Regions from separate parts of the Homo sapiens genome. Here region 2 is linked to region 1. The links are chromatin loops, found by intact Hi-C in ENCODE. Cell type or tissue: heart left ventricle. All regions are shown on one strand. Each heading gives the region's core, and the rest is flanking DNA. Links, peaks and the distances in the headings are about the cores only.

Region 1 (4,390 bases), core at 65-4,064:
AATCCACCGTGGCTTGATGCACATGTTTGATGCTGGAGTGCCTCAGTTCTCCTCCAAGTGTCCTCTCACCCTCCAATAAGATAGACAAGCAGCCTTGGGGCAGCATCCCAAGGGCAAGAGCAGAAGCTGTCAGGCCTTTGGGGCCCAGGCTGCTGAACTTGCTGGTACCTTTCCATCACATCCTGTTAGTCATGGTGAGTCCAGATTGACTGGACGAGGGAAACAGATCCCACCTCTTGATGGAAGGAACCTCAAAGACATTGTGGACATATTTAATTTGCCACAAGATGCCTGGGTTTAACTCTCAGTTTGGACACTTGCTAGTTGTAAACTTGAGCTTTTCACTTAACCTGTCTGAACCTCAATCTCCTTCTCTGCAAAATGGGGACAATCCTAATCCCCCTTGTCAAGTTTTATGACGACTAAGTGAGAAAAGGGCATGAAGTGCTTTGCCCAGTACCTGAGACATAAGCGCCCATTGTGATTATATTAATAGACCCTGCTCTTACTCGTCCATGACCTCAGGGCAGAAAAGGACTTTGAGGAATTCAGAGAGGCCTGGTGCCCTGGCCAGCTGACAGCAGAGCCTGACAATTAGCTAGGTCTCCCGACTCCCCGTCCAGTGTTCTTTCTGCCACACAAGCTGCCACTCTTAGACTGAGCACAAAAGACAAATCTTCCAGTCTGGGGATGGCAGATCGATTTTCTCACCCTTGCTGGCTGTGATTGATTGGTGGTGCTGCCCTGAGTTCTGCAGTGAGAAAAGCTGTGAGGTCTGGCCCCAGCTCAGTGGGAAGGAGGGCCAGGATCGATCGGTGATGTTTGCCCTGGGTGCAGTCGCGGGGCGGGGGCACACACGCAGTTTGCTTGCCATTCCTGCTCTGGTCTTAGCTCTGACCTCACCCCTGTGGCTGTACTAGGTGCTGGGTGAACAACGTGCTCCAGGCCTTTCATGTCACAGAAGAGGACGCAAGGTCCGGACTGGTCAGGAGATTGGCCTCATGGTCACACAGCAGGATGTTTCCTGGTCAGTGACTTTCCCATGTTTCCATTCTTCCCAGATCCCTGGGGAGTCTGGACAAGTGTGTGTCTGGCTCCTGTGGCCTGAGTTTCCAATTCCCAACTAAGAAAGGTAGAGATTCCAGGGCTTTCTGCTCTGGCTCAGGCCTCAGGCAGGGGGTCCTTAAAGCACCAGCATGGGGAAAAAGGCTTCTCGGCTCTTTGTTTGGATTCAGACAGGGCATTTTCAAGTTTCTTGAGATCACAGTGGAGGCCAGCCAATTCTATTTTCACTCGAGGCTCAATCATCTCTTTCCCTGGTCTTCTGCACACACGGGCTGGCGTGAACTCAGATGCGGCAGGCCCACAATTAGGAGAGAGGGAGGAGTAGTTACTCAGGCGCTCAGGGCCAGCAGGTTTGGAGCACCCTTTCCGAGGCAAAGACATGACACAAATCTTCCCACTGCCCAGCCAATTCCTCCTCGTGTATCTGCCTGGGGTGACACTCAGACAAGGTCTGCACTCAGGCCCAGCCATTAAGGAATTCATTAATCAGAATCCTGTTTACAGCTCTCTGGCAAGCGATCATAATTTACTGGCTCAAGCCAGACCCTGGGCCTTCCTGCAAACTGCTGTGACATTTGGTAAAAATATCAGCTGGGGACTGGGCCAGGCCGGGAGGTGTGTATGCAATTCATGCTGACTTGTGAAACAGAGGTGCTGTGTGGGTCACAGGCACTAGGGAAGGCTGGAGGACAGGCTGTCACTGGTTCCAGGTGTCACCTTGGACAAGTCACTTCCCTGTCATCTCACATCTGTATTGCAAGAGGTTTGGAGTAAGTCAGATGGCAAGTCTGTCAGCCCACAGACTCGCCCCTTGTGCTCTGCACAGGATCCACTAGCATGGGTTTTTTTTTTTTTTTTTAAATAAAACAATAGAAAATGGAATCCCTTGCCAACATTTACAAACTGCAAATTTCACTTGAAAATCTAGATTTCTGGTACATGGGGAGTGTACTCCTATCTGGCAATGAGAGCCTGAAGCTGAGTATTTCCCGACATCTCCAGATGGGTCTGTGGTCTCAGGTTTGCCAAGGTTAGCAACGATCCCTGCTACAAGGCATGGGCCCAGGGCCTCCATGTACGGCCGTGCAGGTTGCACACTATTGTGGAGCCAAAAGGGGGCTGAATCCCTACAATCTGCTGGCATGCCGTGGGCACTCGTGGCGTTTACATCTCCAGAGGAAGGGGTCTTTTTTATAATTCTCACAATGGCCTTGTTTGGGCCAGCCATGGTCCTGCCTGGGCCCACAGTTCTGTAGTTTGCATTCCACAGAGGGCCAGGGTGGGGCTTCCCTAGCGCCACAGGCAGGGACACTGGCAGGCCATGGGCTGGGAGGCCTTGGGGAAATCTCTACTCTTCTCTGGGCCATAGTTTCCTCACTTAAAAAACAAGGGCATGCGCTAGCTGATCTCAGGGGCAATTCTAGCTGTAGAATATAATTCACCGGAGGGGAAGAGGTCATGGCCGGGGCACACGAGTGGGGAGCTGGGCTGTGTGGCTCCGCTCTGGGGAGAAGGCTCCAAAGCCTAACAGGAGCCAGCAATAGGGGCACAGCACAGACTGGGCACAGCCCTCCTGCCCCCAGCCTCATCTTTCAGTGCTCTTCAAGGCAAACTCTGGCCATCGGTGCTGGAAAAATTTATAATCTGGCCTTTTCCAGAAAAAGTTTATTGACCCCTGCCCTAGACCCACCAGTGCCCATGAAATTGGAGTTCGGATCAACTCAGCCCATTTTTCATATTTTACAAATGAAGGAAATGAGGCACAGAGAAGTTAAGCAACTTGTCCAAGGTCACACAGCTAGTGAGAGACAGAGTTAGCATCTGAATCTAGTGAGTCTGACTCTGGAAAAGCACTTTTCCAAAGTAGTGAGATTTCAAAGAACAAACCAATGCCCAGAGCACAGGCTAGAAAATGGACAATGTACGGCCCCTGTATTGGGCATTTTATTCCAAGGCACTTTCCTCCCTGGAATATATATTTTAGTTGATCATCAGAAGAGGGTTTATACAGGAGAGGGTATGTGTAATTAATGCTTTTTGTTTTTGAAGCTTTGAAGTGGGGCCATGAGATAGTCTAGTCTATGAGGCTCATTTGGAAAGTGGCTATTTGCACATGGCAGCCAGGGAGAGAAGGGTTCACTAAGTGACTGTCTAGGGCAGGGGGAATATTTAACCTATTTAGGAGAATGAATGGGATACAAGCACTCCTGAACCTATGTTTGTAGTTGATCCACAGTGTAGGTCCTTATAGAATATTGTTTGTTTCATGTTGATTGATGAATGGGTTTTATTTCCTCTATAAAAAAAAAATAAAAGAAAAGCATTCCTTGTAACAGGTCCTAAGGAATACCACTTAGGCGAACTTACTTAAAATCTGATACACCTCATAATGTTAAATATTTCATGTAAAATACACTTGTTACACAACACCATGTAGCCATTTACTATTAACCAATTTTTTCAGAATACTTTTATTATTTAGGTAAAATAGGTTGATATAATGGATTGCTATCAGGATGTCTTATGTGCAATATATTTTATTGCTCCTCATACATGCTAGTGCTCCTTCACCTTGAACACTATGGAAACATGTTTGAGAAAAGGAAACGCATGGAAAGTTAATATCACTACACCGAGTTAACATTTAAAATCAGAACCAGGCCAGGCACGGTGGCTTATGCCTGTAATCCCAACACTTTGGGAGGCCGAGGTGGGTGGATCACCTGAGGTCAGGAGTTCGAGACCAGCCTGGCCAACATAGTGAAACCTCGTCTCTCCTAAAAATACAAAAATTAGCTAGGTGTGGTGGTGGGCGCTTGTAATCCCAGCTACTTGGGAGGCTGAGGCAAGAGAATCTCTTGAACCTGGGAGGCAGAGGTTGCAATGAGCTGAGACCACGCCATTGCACTCCCGTCTGGGCAACAAGAGCAAAACTTTGTCTTAAAAAAAAAAAAATCAGAACCATATACCCAAGTAGATGCTACACCTCTTCCTGGAAGTCACTCTTTAAGATTCTGATGTCTAAAGGCAAGCCCCTAAAGGCAGCACCAACAAGCAAAACCTAGCACCGCTCAGGACCATCGTTCCAGTTTACTTGCCGAACCAAACAGGTTTATGTCATTGACAATATACTTCATTACTACCAAATCACAAATTGAATGCCAATCAAGGCATAGATTTGAAATATGAAAACAAACTTGTAACTTGATAAGTCATCTTTGGGCATTTTGGAATCTTCTGGAAAATGATTTCCTGCACAATGGTTTGTTCTCCAGCTTATACAGAAGTTACTCATACATTATCTCATAGTCCATACTCTATTGGA
Region 2 (4,390 bases), core at 181-4,180, 59 kb after region 1:
CACCAAGTTCTGTGACTCTACCTTCCAAATACACCCTCCAAGCTGCCCATTTCTCACCCCTCCTCTTCTGCTCCCACCCTAAGGCAGGCCCCACGTTTCTTCCTAGAACCACTGCAGTTCTATCTTAATTGGTTTTGCTACTTTCACTTTGCTCCCCGCTAAACTCTATCCCCCAAGCAGAGACCGGAGGATAAATCAGTTCGCATTACTTCCCTACATGACTTTGAACCTTGCTTAAAATAACACCCAGGCTGTGTCCCTTGGTCTGCAGAGCTTCTGAAGTCTGACCCCTGCCCCTCCTGCCTCCCCTCAGGCCTCAGCACCTCTCCCCTTCATCCCAGTCACACCATCCTTCTCGCAGCATGTTGAAGCTCTGGAGCTTGCTTCTGATGCTAGGCCTTCACCTTTGCTGGTCTCTCTGCCTGGAAAGTTCTTTCTTTGGCCCTCCACGTGGCTTGCTCCATGATATTGTTCAGTTCTCCAAGCAATGCCCTTTTCTCAGAGAGGCATCTGTGACTACCCTCTGTGAAATAGGACCCTTCCATAGGCGTTCTCTTCTCATTAAATCCACCCGCCCAACACATATTTATTGACTCTCTACTACAGGCTTTCTCAACCTCAACACGTGACTTTTTGGATGGATCCTTCTGTGTCGGGGGGATGGGGAGGCTCTCCTGTGCATTGTAGCATGTTCAGCAGCATCCCTGGCCTCTACTCACTAGATGCTAGGAGCATCCTCCTCCTACTTGTGACAATTAAAAATGACTCCAGACATTGCAAAATGTCCCTGGGGGGCAAAATTGCCCCTGGTTGGAAGCCACCAAATAATACAGATTCAGCACTCTTTACAAACCTGGGATGCTTCAGTGACTAAGACAGACCCCACTATTAGCACCCCACACTTTCTTTTCCTGGCCTTCTTGGAGTACATTCTGGTGGGAGGAGACAGACAATAAATATAATAAATACCTAAATTATGCTATTCTAGAAAGTGGCATGTGCTATGGGAAAAACTACAGCAGCTGAGGGGTGATCACGGGTGCTGGACGGGGTTGTGATTTTAAATAGGGTGGTTAGGGTAAACCTTGTTGGAAAAGTGCTTTAACATTTACTTTTTTAAACCACTGCATATATGACAATGTGAAATTATATCACAGCTTGGTTCCCTGGTTTATTGTCTGTCTTCTCTCCCAGCAAGTAAGCTCTATGAGGGCAGAAAATGTTTCTATCCTGTTCAAAACCTTGTATAGTTAATATATAGAACAGTGTCTGGCCTACTGTGGGTATTCAGTAAACATGTAGGTCATTTTCAAGAGCTGAGAATATAAAAATAAATTAGAGCCTAAACAGGCAGTGTTTAGTCCTACTCTGATGTTTAGAGATACCCCTTACCTCCCCATTCTACCCACCACCAATAGTGAGATATCCCCAGTACTAACTTATTTCAAGGGTAATTAAGACCTTCTGTAATTTTAGTTTATAATCAAGAGTTAATTTCAAATAAGTAATTCTCTTACTGGAGTATTAGTCTTCCTGTATTCAAGCAAATCTAGCCACAGAGAATCTTGTTGAGGAAAGTCCTTTCCATCCTGCTAAACTGCTTCCCACCCTGACATCTTCTCTCCCTGCCCCTCGCCCCCCAGTTTCAGCTCTTTCTTCTGAGACATCACTCAGCAGGAGGAAAGGATGCTTTGGAAAGGGAAAGGAGAGAGCTTCCCAACACTGAAGGTGTTCAAGGGTGGATTCCATGGCCACTTGCAGGATCCTCTCAAGAGGACAGGAACCTGCAGTGGTAGAGACACAAAACCAGTGATTCAAAATGTTAGTGAGCAGCAGGGTCACCCAGAGAGCTGATTGAACAGATTGCCAGGTCCCACTCTTGGAATTCTGACTCAGCAGCTGGAGGGAGTGCAAAGCCCAGGTAACACCTGGTGCTACTGTTCTAGGGACCACACTTTGAGCCATTCCACAGTCAAGTGCCCCGCAGCCCCTCTCACACCCGAGGGTCTGCAATGGTGTGATGCCTCCTTTTCAGGCATGAAATGCAGCTCTCTGGTTCCTGCCTTTTCCTCGCCTCCTGTTAAACTCCACTTTGAACTTGTCTTCCCCTGACACCTACTATGGTTCTGCTTTGGATCTTAAACCTCTCATTTTTATCCCCGGTATCTCTTGTCCACCCCTCTTCCTTTTAAACAAATAATTCCTGCCTTCCTGCCTCAGTCAGTAATTCTTTTAAAAGTCAAAGATGGGTAGTAACCTCTGCTGTGAGGGATATGGGGCCAGGAGGCTTTGCCTGGGAGGGAAGCGTATGACATTGGCACCCTAGAGAAGCACCAGAGATAGCCCATAAGGAATTGACAAGCTGGGAAAGGAAGCTCTGGGCTTTTTCCGAGGAATGCGTGCACTTTGTGCCCGGGTAATCATGGATGGTTCATGCAGAGGTGTGGTCTGAGCTGAGATCTGCAGGCTGAAACGAAGGGAGCTATCGGGTTGAACCGCATGAAATTGCTGCTATTCAAGCGTTCTTGGCCTAGAAAACCTGAAATTTCATATGGCTCAATCTAAGAATATTATTTTAATTCCTCCCACGAATCAGGTATAATTTATTTTGTAGATGAGAAACTGAAGTCCATAGAGATTAAACAACTTGCCCAATGGCACAGCGTAAGAGGCAGAACCAGGAACCCAGACCCGTTTGACTCTACGCCCTAGATTTAGGATTGATCTAGCTCAGTGGGTCTCAAGCTTTGGAGAGAGCTTCTGAATCCCCCGGAGGGCTGGTTAAAATCCAAATTGCAGGGCCCCAGCACGCAGAGATCCTATTCAATAGTTGGGAGGGCAAACTCCCGACTCCTAGGAAGTACTGATGCTGGTCTGTGGACCATACTTGGCATTGTACTGGTCTAGGTAGACAAGAAGGAGGAGGGCATTCTTAAAAGGGCCAAAGGTGGTGGCAGGATGAGCAAAGCCCCAGAGGCAGGAGTGGGCATGGGTGGGGGGAGGTTGGGATGGTGGAGAAAATGGAACAGGCTGGTGGAGAGTAGCAGAGACAGGTTGTCTCCATCCTTCCTGTCCCAGTCCCTCTCACTCTCATCTTGTCCCATCCAAGGAGACAAGATCTGGCAGCATCCCTCTCCCCCGCAGAGGCCCATAGAGGGTTTCTTAGCCTGGATAATTTCTCCAGCGCCACTGATCCCTTCTGCCGAGTGTGATAAACCCTATTTCATAAAGAAGACATGAATGGCTGTAATCAGATACAATGTTTGCCACGCTGAACAAAATGAGCAAAAGAAAAAAAATATGCAGCCAGGCTATAATTATGGGTGTAATATTTCAGCCCATTAGCAAAAAATATCTCAGAAACCTGCTGCCCCTCCTTCTCAGCTAAAAAATTGGATGCTAAGCTGGTGAAGGCAAACAGAGAGAGCAGAGCACTGAAGCAAAGGCCTAATTAATTGCTGATACCATTTTTTTGTTTGTTTTTTCATTTTTGGTCGGCGGCGGTTCTGAGAATTCTGGGTCTTTTGCTGCACCGGATAAAAAGAGAGGTGGCCACTCCCAGCCGCGCTGCTCTAAAGGCCTCTCTAGGTGCCGGTCACTCTTCCTCAGCTCCATCCAGCCAGGTCTAGTACTCATCAAGGGCCTAGCACTTCCTAAACACTTGGTGCATTCAGCCTTTTTGGACAATCATAGCTATCTTTTATTGCTTGCTGTGTGCCAGGCGCAGTGATAAAGCCTTTACAAATTTGATCTCAGTCTTTCCTTTGGGAGCAATGTGAGGGAGTATAATGGATGTTGTTGATGGTCTTCAGGTCCCTTTTGACTTCTATTGTTTATTTTTGAGCCCTAGCACCTGTGACTATCTTTGGAGGATGATCCATGAGCTGCTAGAGTCACTTTGTGTGGGTGAGAGAGTCCCTATTACCTGGGAGTCTGTGCCCTAGGGAGGGGTCCTAGGCCTGTGGGCAGCAGGGTGGGGGTAGGAAAGCCTGCCTCCTGTCAAGGGCAGAGTATCAGAGAGAAACTTAACACTTCTGAGTTCCCCAGGAATCCCGCTAAGGGCAGTAGGAGGCTTTGCCTGAAGTCACTCCTTGCCTGGCTTCCTCCCCAGCCCTGCCCTGCTCCCTCTAGTCTTCCCTGGGAAGCTTTCCTCATAAATCATTTGCACATCAATCTTTGTCTCAGAGTCAGCCTCTGGGGCACCTGACCACCATTGTACCCCAGAGGAAATGGAAGTTTAGAGGAGATAGTAGCTCACTCAGGGTCCTTAGCTAAGAAACTGGGGACTGGGATTAGACTCCAAGTCATCTGATCCCAAGGCCTCTTCTGTGAATCCCTACACGGTGACACCTTCTGTTAGCAGCATCAGCAAGATAGTCCCGGCCTGCTC

The links. Hi-C counts contacts between places; a loop is a spot of excess contacts. Peaks named below come from ENCODE experiments on the same cell type or tissue, not always from the same donor. Only the 100,000 strongest peaks of a DNase experiment are listed, where the experiment ranks them.
Region 2: it touches region 1 in a loop (3.0-fold over the local background); 1 of 110 quality-filtered maps calls a loop at or near these places.

The regions. Positions count from the first base shown.
Region 1 is chr15:70,164,520-70,168,909 of GRCh38, forward strand. No RefSeq gene overlaps it. Among named protein-coding and RNA genes, the nearest start is that of TLE3, 69 kb to the left of the region's middle. In heart left ventricle, for the core only: no CTCF peak of the experiment used is centred there; a DNase peak (open chromatin) is centred at 1,682; H3K27ac peaks cover 1,575 bases.
Region 2 is chr15:70,223,209-70,227,598 of GRCh38, forward strand. No RefSeq gene overlaps it. Among named protein-coding and RNA genes, the nearest start is that of TLE3, 130 kb to the left of the region's middle. In heart left ventricle, for the core only: no CTCF peak of the experiment used is centred there; no DNase peak of the experiment used is centred there.